2 separate regions of the Homo sapiens genome follow, and region 1 is linked to region 2. A link is a contact called in ENCODE Hi-C or POLR2A ChIA-PET data. All regions are on one chromosome and are shown on one strand. The core of a region is the stretch at or near the end of the contact, and the rest is flanking DNA. Distances in the headings are between cores, read along the strand shown. Region 1 overlaps ELOA (elongin A). Region 2 overlaps LOC124903876 (a long non-coding RNA gene).

The links. Hi-C counts contacts between places; a loop is a spot of excess contacts on that map. ChIA-PET counts read pairs that join two places held with the same protein, here RNA polymerase II (POLR2A). Pooled maps may share reads with other maps.
Region 1: a loop to region 2 is called in a pooled map, with 2.3 times the contacts of the local background. The contact joins two enhancer-like sites. A Hi-C loop is called at or near these places in 1 of 168 maps with a recorded cell type or tissue (dorsolateral prefrontal cortex), 1 of 37 single-sample maps with no recorded cell type and 2 of 50 pooled maps. POLR2A ChIA-PET finds 5 or more read pairs at or near these places in 7 of 52 experiments (A673, AG04450, GM12878 and 4 more).

What each region holds. Positions count from the first base shown.
Region 1 is chr1:23,747,452-23,753,984 of GRCh38, reverse strand. ELOA (elongin A) reads right to left here. Exons shown (of 11, transcript NM_003198.3): 2 at 4,908-4,964; 3 at 4,037-4,143; 4 at 1,955-3,140; 5 at 1,467-1,578. Among named protein-coding and RNA genes, the nearest start is that of ELOA, 7.2 kb to the right of the region's middle. Within about 2 kb of position 2,509, at least 3 of the 41 ENCODE cell types and tissues checked have a DNase peak (open chromatin) inside an H3K27ac peak, as active enhancers do.
Region 2 is chr1:23,571,814-23,578,392 of GRCh38, reverse strand. It overlaps LOC124903876 (a long non-coding RNA gene), which reads right to left. Exons shown (of 3, transcript XR_007065537.1): 3 at 4,693-5,646. LOC107984928 (a long non-coding RNA gene) reads left to right here and starts at 686. Exons shown (of 2, transcript XR_007065540.1): 1 at 686-966; 2 at 1,060-1,957. RefSeq lists an enhancer at 3,547-3,636. Within about 2 kb of position 4,039, at least 5 of the 41 ENCODE cell types and tissues checked have a DNase peak (open chromatin) inside an H3K27ac peak, as active enhancers do.

The sequences.
Region 1 (6,533 bases), core at 1,260-3,759, 180 kb before region 2:
AGATCCTTCCAGAGAATTTAAAAATAAGCTCCTGTAATCCCAGCACTTTAGGAGGCCAAGGCACATGAATCATCTGAGGTCAAGAGTTCGAGATCAGCCTGCCCAACATGCACCTGTAGTCCCAGCTACTCAGGAGGCTGAGGCAGAGGAATTGCTTGAACCTAGGAGGTGGAGGCTGCAGTGAGCCAAGATGGAGCTACTGCACTCCAGCCTGAGTAACACAGCAAGACTCTCAACAGCAACAACAAAAAAAAGCAAATGTATCTTATTCCTTTTAAGCCAATGAATCAATTAATAACATACTCACTACATACATTGCTTTTTTTCATTTGCCACATCTGAGAGATCATTCCATGTCAGTGCATAGACTTTCCACATTTTTTTTTTACTGTGGCATAGGATGCCACTGTGTAGATGAACCATGATTTATCTGTTAGTCTCCTGCTGATAGACCCTTATGTGGCTTCTACTTCTTTTGCTATGAAAATTAGACATTTTTTTCTTTCAGACAAAAATCCTATGTAACACATAGGATAAAGGGCTGCTAATAACAGCAGCAGCAATTTACTGAACAATTACTATGTGATAAACCCAGAGCAAAAAGGCATCACTTCTGAATTCATTAAACTGAGCCCTATGGGGCAGATACCATTATAACTCCCATTTACACAATATATACAACTAAGGTCCAAAGAAATTAAGATATTTCTCAAGGTCATATAACTTGCAGAAACCAGAGTTGGGATTCAAACCCAAGCCATCAAACTTCAGAGTCTATGCACTTAGGAAATGCATCAAAAATCTGATGTTATGGTGATAGTTTTTTTGTTTGTTTTTGAAACAGTCTTGCTCTGTCACCCAAGCTAGAGTGCAGTGATGCAATCAGAGCTCACTGCAGCCTTGAACTCCTGGGCTCAAGTGATACTCCCACCTCAGCCTACCGAGTACCTGGGATGTGCCACCATGCCTGGCTACTTTTTTTCTCTTGTAGAGACAGCATCTTGCTGTGTTGACCAGGGTGGTTTAGAACTCCTTTTTTTTGAAATAGAGTTTCCCTCTTGTCACCCAGGCTTGAGTGCAATGGCGTAATCTCGGCCCACTGCAACCTCCACCTCCCAGGTTCAAGCAATTCTCCTGCCTCAGCCTCCGGAGTAGCTGGGATTACAGGCACGCACCACCATGCCTGGCTAATTTTTGTATTTTTAGTAGAGACAGGGTTTCACCATGTTGGCCAGGCTAATCTCGAACTTCTTACCTAAGGTGATCTGCCCGCCTCGGCCTCCCAAAGTGCTGGGATTACAGGAGTGAGCCACCACGCCTGGTTGGTTTAGAACCCTTGGCCGCAAGCAATCCTCTTACCTCGGCCTCCCAAAGTGCTGGAATTATAGGTGTGAGCCACTGTACCCTGCCTTGAATGAATTTTTAAATCTTTTTCCCATTAAGAAAAAGAAGATATAGAAAATTACCTTTTCGCTTTGGCTGGAAGGAGGATATCAGCTCGAGGGAAGGCAGTGGACGGTAATTGGCCTGTATCGCGGGTAACGGGAGGTCTGGCAACACTGGCAACACATCAGGCACCTGCAGGGGACAGACCCATGGGTGGAGAGTCAGTGAGTAGAAGCACAGCTCTCTTTCCTACAGTCTATTCCCGGGAGCATTAACTGGACATCTTGCACAGGAAGATCCAGGTTGGAGGGGGCCACAGTCATGTCTGACACCACCTCAGTCAGGAAATAAATACAGATGAGCCCATCACAAGAGAATAATGCAGAAAATTCTTATTTGCGGTACCATATACCCTGACAACCAGTGAAGCCCAGAGGAAATTACTGCACACTGAAATTCAACATGCCCCCCAAAAGCAAGCTAAGGAAAACAGTGGCAGGGCAATCCTCTGAGCTCTGCAGGGCCAGGTGCTCTGGGTGGGAAGCCACCAAGGGGCTGAAGGGGTTACCTTTCTCAGCTTGGCTAAATCAGCTCCAGCCGGCTTCTCTGACTTGGTTTTGTTCACCTTGGGTAATTTCTGAACTGAGTCCAAGTTTTTACCAGTGCTTTTAGAGTCATTTTTTTTAAGTCCTTTATCTCCAAGTGCCGTGGCTGAAGTTTTCACAATCTTTTTCTTTTTCTTCCGGGGCTGGTCATAGCTGAGGTAGGATTCAAAAGACATGGTTGGCTGCTCGAATTCATCCTCCATATCTGTCTCCTCAACTTTAGGGAGGGAGCCCAGTGACTTTCTATCCAAATTAGTTTTGACTTTCCCTTCTGGAGTCTTTAGGTTGTTAGAACCCTTCTCTTTTACCTTGGGCAACAGGTCTCCTGCTCCTTTTCCTGTGTCAAAGCTGTCCAGACCTTGCTTGCTTTTGTCCAATTTGGCTTTCTCTGGGTCTCTGTGCTTTGGCTTTTTCAGGTGGTTGTCTGAAGCGGCCTCTGAGGGAGGCAAACACTTCTTCTTCAGGCTGCTGCCCTCTCTGTCCTTCTCTTTCTTTACGCCACTAGAGGGCGGTTTCTCCCTTGCATTGTCCCCTGAGGGTGGCCTTCGGTTCTCCTCTTTGGAGAGGGCCTTGTGTGATTTCTCTCTGCTCACCACAGAGGCCTTCTCATCACTCTTGGCATCCACGGGGCGTTTGTCCTTGTGGGAAGATTTGTGCTCCTTGTTTTGACTCACAACCCCTTTCCCATGGGGTTCACCCAGGTGTCGTTCTTGGCTGGCCCCGAGTCTGTCCTGAAAGGCATTGCTGTGGCCTTTCCCAGGCTTCTGGTGTGAAACAATGGGCTCCTGGTCCTCCTCCAGGGATCTGTAGTGGTCGACGTACATCTGATGAGGACTGGTACAAGATGGAGGGGATTGAACATGGCCATAATCAGAAGACTCAGGGTCTGAAGAGTAAGTTGGTGACATTCTGTGACACCTCTTTCTCTCATCTCTCCTCTCATGACCGTGAGACACTTTGTGAGGTCTCTCGAGCTCCGAGAGTTTCCTATGTTTCTTCTGCCTGTGGTCAGGGCTATAGGATCGGCTCCCCGTGGCTTTCCAGGTTTCTTGGTAGTCCCCCTCCATCTCCTCCTCCTTCTGCAGGGCATCCCGAGGGCGCTTTCGGGAATTGCTCTTCTCAAAGTCCTGTTCATCAGGCTCAGCATTTCTAAAATAAAAGAAAAAGCAGACAAAGTAGGTCTAAATCTTGCTTCTTGAGGGACAAAGTCACAGAATCTGAACTCACCAAAGAAGTGAAGATGCAGAGTTAGAAACAACAAGGTCTTAAGAAGAAGATAAGTAGGTTATGCTTAAAGATACTCAAATCTTAAAACTGGGAAAACCCAAATGAGAAATGGTGAGTTTAACCACAAGATGCAAAGATCAAATATCTCATATACATGAAAATGTGGAGATTTATTAAAACATGGGGACATGTTTAATTTGTTATATAAAATGGGGGCTGCTCACTATTTATCTAGTTCACAACTTAAAAAAATGCCATTTAAGGAGCAGTTAGAAAGAAACATACCAGGCCAGCCGCGGTGGCTCACGCCTGTAATCCCAGCACTTTGGGAGGCCGAGGCGGGCAGATCACGAGGTCAGGAGATCAAAACCATCCTATCCTGGCTAATACGGCGAAACCCTGTCTCTACTAAAAATACAAAAAATTAGCCGGGCGTGGTGGCGGGTGCCTGTGGTCCCAGCTACTCAGGAGGCTGAGGCAGGAGAATGGCGTGAACCTGGGAGGCGGAGCTTGCAGTGAGCCGAGATCACGCCACTGCACTCCAGCCTGGGCAACAGAGCGAGACTCTGTCTCAAAAAAAAAAAAAAAAAAAAAAAGAAACGTACCAAAATGTTCATAACGTTTGTCTTTGCGTGATAGAAATAGGAAATTTTGATTTCTATTTTTAATATTTTCTAATATTCTACAATGATCATGGATTATTTTTTATAATTGAGGCAAAACAATTTCAGAAGGCAAAAGAGAAATAATAAAGAAAACCTTTTCTATCTGTAAATTTAACCATGAAATTGAACAAACCTAAAGAGAAATGTTCTTACCGTTCCACAGGAACCAGCTTCTTCCACTGGGCCACTAGGTCCCTGGCAAAGCTTCCAACATGCTCGTGTTTTCGCAAGCTATTTACTGTTTTCCCAACCCCAGTCTCCTAAAATTTGACAAAGTAATTGTTAGAGGGGTCTGGAACTAGGCTAACGTTTTTCTAAAGAAATAAGGCTTTCTACTTTGAGAAACTCAACAAGCAATACTTCCTTCCTACAACATACCCTGCAAATCTTAACACTAAATTACTTTGTGTCTATGCCCCAAATCTCTAATGACACACAGTAGCAAAGCGTACCAAGTTCAGAACTTTAATAACAAGAGTGATTAGGGCAGGTGTTAGGCACTAAGATAAGAGCTTTGCATACAGTTCTGAATCAGTCTTTACAATAACCCTGTGAAGCAGGAATCAGACCCATTTTACATAGGAACAGCCTAAAGTCATAGAACTCAGATTTGAATCTGGGACTAATTGATGCCAAAGTCAATGTTCTTTTAATTCTAATTTTGAAATAAAGTCATTTAACAATATTCACCACTTTAACTAAAGTACATAATTCAGTGGTTTCCAGAACATTCACAATATTATATAACCATTATAACCATCTAATTCCAGAACATTTACATTACCCTAAAAAGAAATCCTGTTCCTCCCAATTCTCCTAGCCCCTGGCAACCACTAATCTACTTTCTGTCTATGGATTTGCCTATTCTGGACATTTCATATAAATGGAATCAGACAATATATGGCCTTTTGTGTCTGGTTTCTTTCACTTCCAAAGCCCATACTTGTAACCTTATTCTACACACTCTCCAGTGAGAAGGGAATGGGATATCATTATATAATATTTAAAGTCACACAGTTCTTACCGCAAGAATGTCTACTGTAATAGGCAGGGTGGAGAGTTTCTTCAAATATTTCAATAGCTGCAGAGAAGAAAACATTAATTTCAATAGTCAAATTCACTTTAACAAGAATATCTGATTATTAAGTGCTTAGTGCTAACCATTTACAGTAATGAGTATAAGTATTATGCCTATTTACAGTAGTAAGTAATATCCCTATTTTACAAGTATGAAAATAGGCTCATAAAAGTTATGTTTCTTGTCCCAAGATGCAAGTGGGGCAAGATTCACTCAGGTCTGTGGCTTTAGATTCCCTGCTTTCAACCACTGTGCTACACCAAGGGGAAATAAGATGTAGAGAAGAGAATCAAAACTTACCAACTCTGATAAAAGCCATCAACAACTATCATTTTTGCCCTAGTTTTGATAGAATTTATGAGAAAGGTACCAATTTTAGGGGAATTACCCATGGACCTGGCACAGAGGAAGTAAAAGGAAGAAAAGGCCTCTACAGGAAAAGACCATCATGTTTCCAGAAGGGCCACAGTGTTTAACAGAATTGTTTTCTTCTACATAAGTGTAAAGCCAAGAGTAATTTCAAGTTGCCAGAATCAGAGCTTGGATGTTAACGGTGGACACAAAATGCCTGGGTAGATTAGAAAAGTGATCTGGGTTTGATCACATTTCCTTCCTATAGTTCCTAAAACTAGGTCAAAATCAGTACAGCAGAGCTGTTAAGATGGAGTTCTGGAGTCAGAGACAGGCTTGACAATCTGGCTTTGTCACTCGATGAGTGATCTTGAATAAGTCAAAAACCTCCCCAAACTTCAGTTACTTCATCTGCAAAATAGGAACTTGGTCCTGTCTCTACTTCACAAACTATGAGGATTCAGAGACAAACCATGTGCAGTCCTTAGTCATAGTGTCTAGAACACTATGAAAGCTCACTAAATACTTATCATTTCATTCATCGACTGACAGCTTTCAGCGTTCTGCCCTTGATCTTCAACCAGATATTCCTCAGCCAATTCCTACTTGCTCTAACAAAAGTTATGACTGGCCAAACCTTTCTCTAGGAAATGTCTACGTGTATCTAAACATACTTACCATACAAGGAGTGCTTCAAAATACAAGTAGTTTAAAATAGATAACTGTGGTTACCTTTGCATTTAAATATTATATAACAAGATCTGCTTTTACCATGTGTGGCCCAGACTATAATTGGTATGCCATATTGCTATTAGGTGGAGTAACAAGTCTGTTTTTCTGGTCATTCTACTTCAATCATTACTTAACATGGTCACCAGACAGAGCAATTGGATCACAAGTGATAATCTTGAGATCAAGTAAGAGGCCAAGTGGCATATCTAGGGAGTCTCACCTTCATAGATGAGTGAAAATTATCCCCCACTTCAAATCCTATCACCACCATCATCCAACTCAGGAAAAATTTTGTGTTTCTTGCCACCCAAGCTATGGGTGCAAAGACTAATGCCAATTCCTTCACTTAAAGGAAAATTTTAAATCACTGAAAAGGTCAAAAACAAGTGGTTCTCTCATAATGCCATTCCTTGGAAGGGGTAGGTTGGGAATATTCACATACCATCTATTGTGTGTCAGCTACTACACTAAGCTCTTACACGTTACCTC
Region 2 (6,579 bases), core at 2,790-5,289:
GCAAGGAAATTAGATAAGAAACATGTTTGATCCAGACACTGACCCTTTCTGTAAGATTCTGGATTTTTGGAGGGCAAATGAAGCAACAGTGAAAGTTCAAGATTTTCTAAATCTAAAACAAAATCAAGGGTAAGTACAGATGAAAATGTACTTAACCGTATCACAAGCATTTGCATTTCTTTCAATTTTGCTCCAACTTTGGTATCACTTTTTATGCAGGGCATTTCCCATAGGGAATAGTTCCATGTGTTTCTACTATGTATATTTAGATTGTCTGCTTTTCCTGTTCAATGTGGCTCCTGAAGGCAGGGGCTGTATTTTATCGCCAGTACATTGCTGGTGCTTGGCATATAGTGAGCACTCAGTAAGCATTTCATCGAATGAATTACTTTTATATTTCTATTTTACATAAAAGCATGAAATTTTGAATTTGTGCTAAAATTCTTAATCCTGGCCTAGGGCAAGTATAATATTGATATGTATAAGGAAAGCCAGGCAGGATTGTTTAGCTGGAGACAGCTTCTAGAATGACCAGCCCAGGATCCAGTAGGACTTGCTGGAGCCACACAGAGGCCTTGCTAAACTAAAATTATGAATTCGCAGGCTGTGCTACGAACCCATTAGGCTATGTTGCTTTAAACTCGGGTCAGCCAACCAAAAGGTGGATGCAAAAGACTTTCTTTAAACAAGCCAGCAGCTTGAGGCTTGAAATAGAACAGAAAGGGAATTCACAGGACTCAACCTTGTCTTCTGTCTGGAGCTCTTGAGACCCAAGGATACTGGCCAGGCGAACCACACTGCGATAAGAAACAGCAGCTGAAAGTTTGTTTTTGGAGCCACCAGATCCAGTGGGTGGACTGTGTCTTGAAATAGAAGCATCTCAAAGGCCTGTGAATCATTTCTTAGTGCCGGCCTGCAAGGTTTCATATCCTGTTCTCAGAGCTACCTTGGGTGCTGTATGTATATGTATGTGTGTGTATTGTTTTCAGGGTTGTTTGCCTAGGATTTGGTTTTGAAACTTTTACTTTCTTTTAATAGCTTTTTTTTTTTTTTTTTAAGCTGGAAGAATTTTTCAAATGGTTTTTGCGAGAAAGTTCAAACCCTGGAATGACTAAGTCGCTGGAAGAATTTGGACTTTGTGAGGGGAATTTGCACTTGGTATGAATCACCCAGTCACTGATTCCTGCAGTGAGAAGACCTTTCGGAAAGCTTCTGGGTCAGCCCCCTCGTACACATGGGGAAACCGAGGCTCAAGGAGGGGAAGGACTTCAGCCAAGGTCCCACAGCATGTCTGTGGAAATGACAGGACTGGAATCAGGTCTAGCTCCTGGAACAGCTTTGGATTTGCAAGAAGCTCTCAAGCACCCAGTCTCCATAGGTGGGCACATTTTCCAAACAGTAGAGGAACAGAAAGAACAAGAGGGTTCTGAGGAGTTAGAACTCACCATAGAGTTATGGAAGGAATGGGGAAGGGATTGCCGGAAGGTATTTTATATGAAATAGCTCATTTAATCCTCCCCAGGATCCTATTAGGCAGTGGTTCTAAACTAGGGTTGATTTTGCCCCCAGAGGACATTTGGCAAGATCAGGGGACATTTTAGGTTTGTCACAGCTTGAGTGGGAGTTGCTACTGGCATCTCTTGGCAGTGAATACCCTATGTGGTAGAGGCCAGGGATACCGCTAAACATCCTGCAATGCACAGGACAGCCTCACAACAAAGAATTATCCAGCCCAAAATGTCAATAGTGTTGGGTCTGAGAAGCCCTGCTATGCAGAGGGCGCTTGTATATACATATCAATTTAACAGCCAAGAAAGCCGAGGCTCAGAAAGTGTAGCCACTCGCTAGCCACGTGGTCTTGGGCAAATTAGCCTCTCTGTGTCTCAGTTTCCTTATCTGTAAAATGGAGGCAACAGTACCTCTGTTACCTAAATAAACATTTGTAAAGCACTTAGAATGGTGCCTGGCACATAGTGTTACATGAATGTTTGCTAAAAATATATAAACAAGCTTACCCAGGAAACACGGAAAGTAAAAGAATTGTAATGAAAGCCCAGGTGAAAAAAATCTAAAGAGACTTAAGGACATGGGGGCTGGAATATGAGAGACCTCCTGGGGGTGTACAGCCCTGTGAGCAGGTAAGGCTGTCCACCGTGTGACATCCTATGTTCCCTGCCACCCCCCACCACCAGTAGCCATGAGGTTTTCCTTCTCAGACACTGCTACCTTAAATGCACTTCATCTTTTTAGGTTAAAATGATATGCACTTCAACATGAATCTCCTTGGCAAGTATCTGACACAGTAAGCCACTATCAGTCACTAAGAATAATTCAGGATAAATTAGTTTTTCAGTTGCCTCCCAACAAATAGGCCGAATGCAGGTTATACTGAGAGTGGAAGGTAAACAGAGGCTGACAGCTTAGTGTTCAGAGGCAGGCTTAGGACAGTGCTGGCAGGTGCACAGTTGTCCTCAGCAATCCTAGACCATCAGTCATTCCCCTACCAGCCAGCACCACCTAGAACAGGCCTCAAGTCTGGGCCCTGCCTAGCTTTGCACCCCCTTTCAGAACCTGCTCCTGACCCTCCCCCACCTTCAGCTCTCCTGGTCTTTTTACTCAGTCTGGGGCCTATTCCCTACTTTCCCACTTTGACCTCTAATCCTGTCCTCAGTCAGAGCCCAGATTCCTCCACCAGCTGCTGAGACCTGCCAACTTGCTAAGTGATTGCCCTACTCAATGCTGAAGGCCTGACATATCAGCCCGGCTCTCTCAGCAAGCCCCAGGGCTGTGAAGGAAACTGGGCAGAGGGTGTCACAAGAGTGGAGGGAGAAAAAACCAAAGCAAGGGTCACCCATATCTCTACTCTGCCCAGAACCCGCCTGCTACGCCTATTCATTAGAACATTCATGGCCATTTACCGAGCTCTTTAAGCTATGAGTCTTGCACACTTACAACAGCTCTCACAGCTGTGCCCCACTCCCCCATCCCTGGAGACCTACAAGGGCCCATATTAACTGTATTACTTCTCTATTGCTGCTATAACAAAATGACTACAAACTTAGTCACTTAAAACAACTTAAGTTTATGCTCTCAAACCAACCTGATCTCACTGGGCTAAAATCAGGGTGTTTGCAGGGACTTCCCTTTCGGAGAATCTGGAAGATAATTGATTTCCTTGCCTTTTCCAGCTTCTGGAGGCTGCCAACATTCCTTGGGTTGTGACCCCTTCCTTCATTTTCAAAGCCAGCAACATGGCATCTCTCTGACCCTGTTTTCGTGGTTGCCTCTCTTTCTCTGACTCTTTTCTGCTGCCCTCTCCCACTTTTAAGGACCCTTCTGATTCCATTGGACCCACCTAGATAATCCTGCATAGCAACCTTCATTCCATCTGCAAACTTAATTCCCACTTGCCGTGTAACAGTACATTCACAAATTATAGGGATTAGGACACAGACATCTTTGGAGGTGACTATGATCCTGCCTACCATGTTAACCAACCCAGAGTGGCGGGGACCATACAACCCAGAGAGCTTGTGCTCCTTCTCAAGGGAGCAACTGCTGCTCAGCTCCAGCTGTCATCATCATGCATCAGTATGGGTTCAGTGTGGCTGAGTCTGCCAATATTTCAAGTGAAATCAGAAAATTGGACTTTCAGGTGAAGATTTCCAATTCTGACATCACTGTGCAGACCAAAAAAGAACAAAAAATCTCATAGGCTAGATATAGCCTGAAGCCACCCAGGTGTGACCTCTGGGTCCACCTCTACCACATCAGCTGTGTGAGATGATGAGATTTCTCTGGCATTTACAGGCTCTGCAGGTTCTGGGGGATGGAGAACCAGTCAGGCCTAGAGGCCAGAGAGAATGTGGTCAGGAGCATAGCGGGTACTGAAGGGGGTGCCTCAGGGGAAAGTTCAGAGGGAGAAGGGACTGACCATCTCCCTAAGGGACTAACCATCACCTGCAGGAAGCAGCAGTGCCTCAAAGGGTACAGGAAATCAGGCTGAGGCCGACCTGAAGAAATCAACCAGAGTAAGGTGGGCTTTATGGCTTGTGACCTCAGAACAAATCAAGCACACTCTTTCTACTTTCAAAAAGTATCAGTTCTTCCCCTCCCCACAAAACTAGCAACATTGGCTGACTGTGAGAAGAGGATGGCAGGGGCCGGGGTGAGAAGGAGGCCTTTCACTTTATGCCTCTCGAGCTTTTTGAGTTTTTAACCAGGTGAAAGTATTACCTACTTAAAACATTAAATTCAAAAGCTTTTATTCATTTAAAAATATTTTAAAATACAATCGATTACATTAGAGGTAAAAACACAAAAGTAGTTGTCATGGTGATGCTACTGCACTTCCATGAAGATGGTATGTGTGGTCATATAACAGGATGGTTTAGAAATGGTGAAATCTTCATACATTTGGCTAATTACTCCGGACCCATCGCCTGTCATTCAAACTGATGGCTGCTTTTCCTTATCCTTACATGCCAGCACTTGAATAAACCAGGTTGGTGTCTTTTGGAGTTCTTTTCCATTCTGACTGGCACAAAGCTAAGGCTCTGGAGTCAGTCGGCTTGCCTCTTCCATGCTGTGTGACCTTGAACAACATGCTTAGCCTCTCTGAGCCTGTTTCCTCATCTGTATAATGGCTTCATAGGCTTTTTATGAAGATAAATGAGTTAATGTGTATAAAGCACTTGAAACAGCACAAAATCAGTGCCCATAAATGTTGACACTTATTATTAACTATTTTCATTATTCTTTTAATCTTGTTTATTTTTGAGTGGGGGGATTATTAAAACCATAACTTAAGACATGTAACAAAACATAAGTAACGTAGGTGAACTAAAATGAAGCGAATTTAACCTCTGGTCCCCCAAATCCTTACAAGCGCCCTCTTAACAGGAGTATCATTGTCTATTTCATAGATAGAAAAACTGAAGCTTGGGGAAAGTGAGTGAGTTGCTCTAGGACACTGAGTTTGGAAATAGAAAAGATAGGAGCTTGAACCGCGTTTTCAAGACTCCAGATCCCATGGCTTTCAACTCGAGGCTGTCCTACAGTATGATTATAAAGTAACAGGTGCTCCTTCCTTATTTGGTCCAAAAGAAAAAAAAATTGCAGGGCTCAGAGGGGAACTTGGCTTTTTGATTTGTTCAGTTTGGGGTCAGCCCTTCCTTGCTCCTGGCCCCAGATTCAGTAGATTCCAGGGTGGGGGGGTCAGGTCAGCAGGTCTCTGGCTTATATTCTGGCCTCAGCTTTGGAGCCAAGTTATTCTCTCCCCTGGGAGGGAGTCAGGGTTGGGGAGGGGGTGTCAGAGCCTGGAGACTGCTGTGGATGTCCCTGGCCCAGCTGTGGCCTGAGCTTTCTCACCAGGAGGCTTTCCCAGCATCCCCACTCTTCCCCAGGCCTTCTGCCATCTCTCCCAATTCTCACCATCCAAGAAGTAGTTGTTGCAGCTTGAAAACATGGCTGCTAGCAAACTTGTGGGTTAAATGCCCCAGGAAGATGGAGCGCACTGCCCAAGCAATTTCCAGGAAGCAGGACAGCCCAGAGGTCAGGAACACTTTGCAGTTTTGAAATTTGGCTCTTTTGCTTCTAGCTCTTCGGTCTTAGGCGGGTGGCTTCACCTTTCTGATGCTTCCGCAACTGTGAAATGGGATGATAATAGTATCTGTCACAAAAGTTGTTTGGAAGCCTGGGCAGCATAGAGAGACCCTGTCTCTACAAATAAGTACAAAAAAATTGGGCCGGGCGCAGTGGTCTATAATCCTATAATCACAGCACTTTGGGAGGACCAGGCAGGCAGATCACGAGGTCAGGAAATCGAGACCATCCTAGCTAACATGGTGAAACCCCGTCTCTACTAAAAATACAAAAAAATTAGCTGGGTATGGTGGTGGGCGCCTGTAATCCCAGCTATTCAGGAGGCTGAGGCAGGAGAATGGTGTGAACCCAGGAGGCGGAGCTTGCAGTGAGCCGAGATTGCACCACTGCACTCCAGCCTGGGCGACAGAGTGAGACTTCATCTCAAAAAAAAAAAAAAAAATTTGCCAGCTGTGGTGGCATGTACCTGTGGTTCCAGCTACTCGGGAGGCTGAGGCAGGAGGATTGCCTAAGCATGAAGGTTGAGGCTGCAGTGAGCCATGATCAGGCCACTGCACTCCAGCCTGGGCAACAGAGCAAGACCCTGTCTCCAAAAAAAAAAAAAAAAAAGTTGTTGGGAGAATTTTTAAAAAGAGATTTATTGGTGTTTAATTTACATACTAGAAAATTCACCAATATTTATGTATATAATTCAATGATTTTTAGCACATTTACAGAGTCGTGCAACCATCACATCAATTCCAGAATACTTTCATCACCCCCACATAAAACCCTGTATCCATTAGCAGTCACTCCCCTTCTGTCCCCCAGTCCCAGGCAACCATTAATCTACTTTCTGTCTCTATAAATTTTTAGAAATTTATAGAAATTTCTTTTAGAAATTTCACATAAATGGAACTGCACAGTATGTGGTCCTTTGTGTCTTGCTCCTTTCATGTAAGCATATTTTTTGAGGTCCATCTATTTATTGTGTAG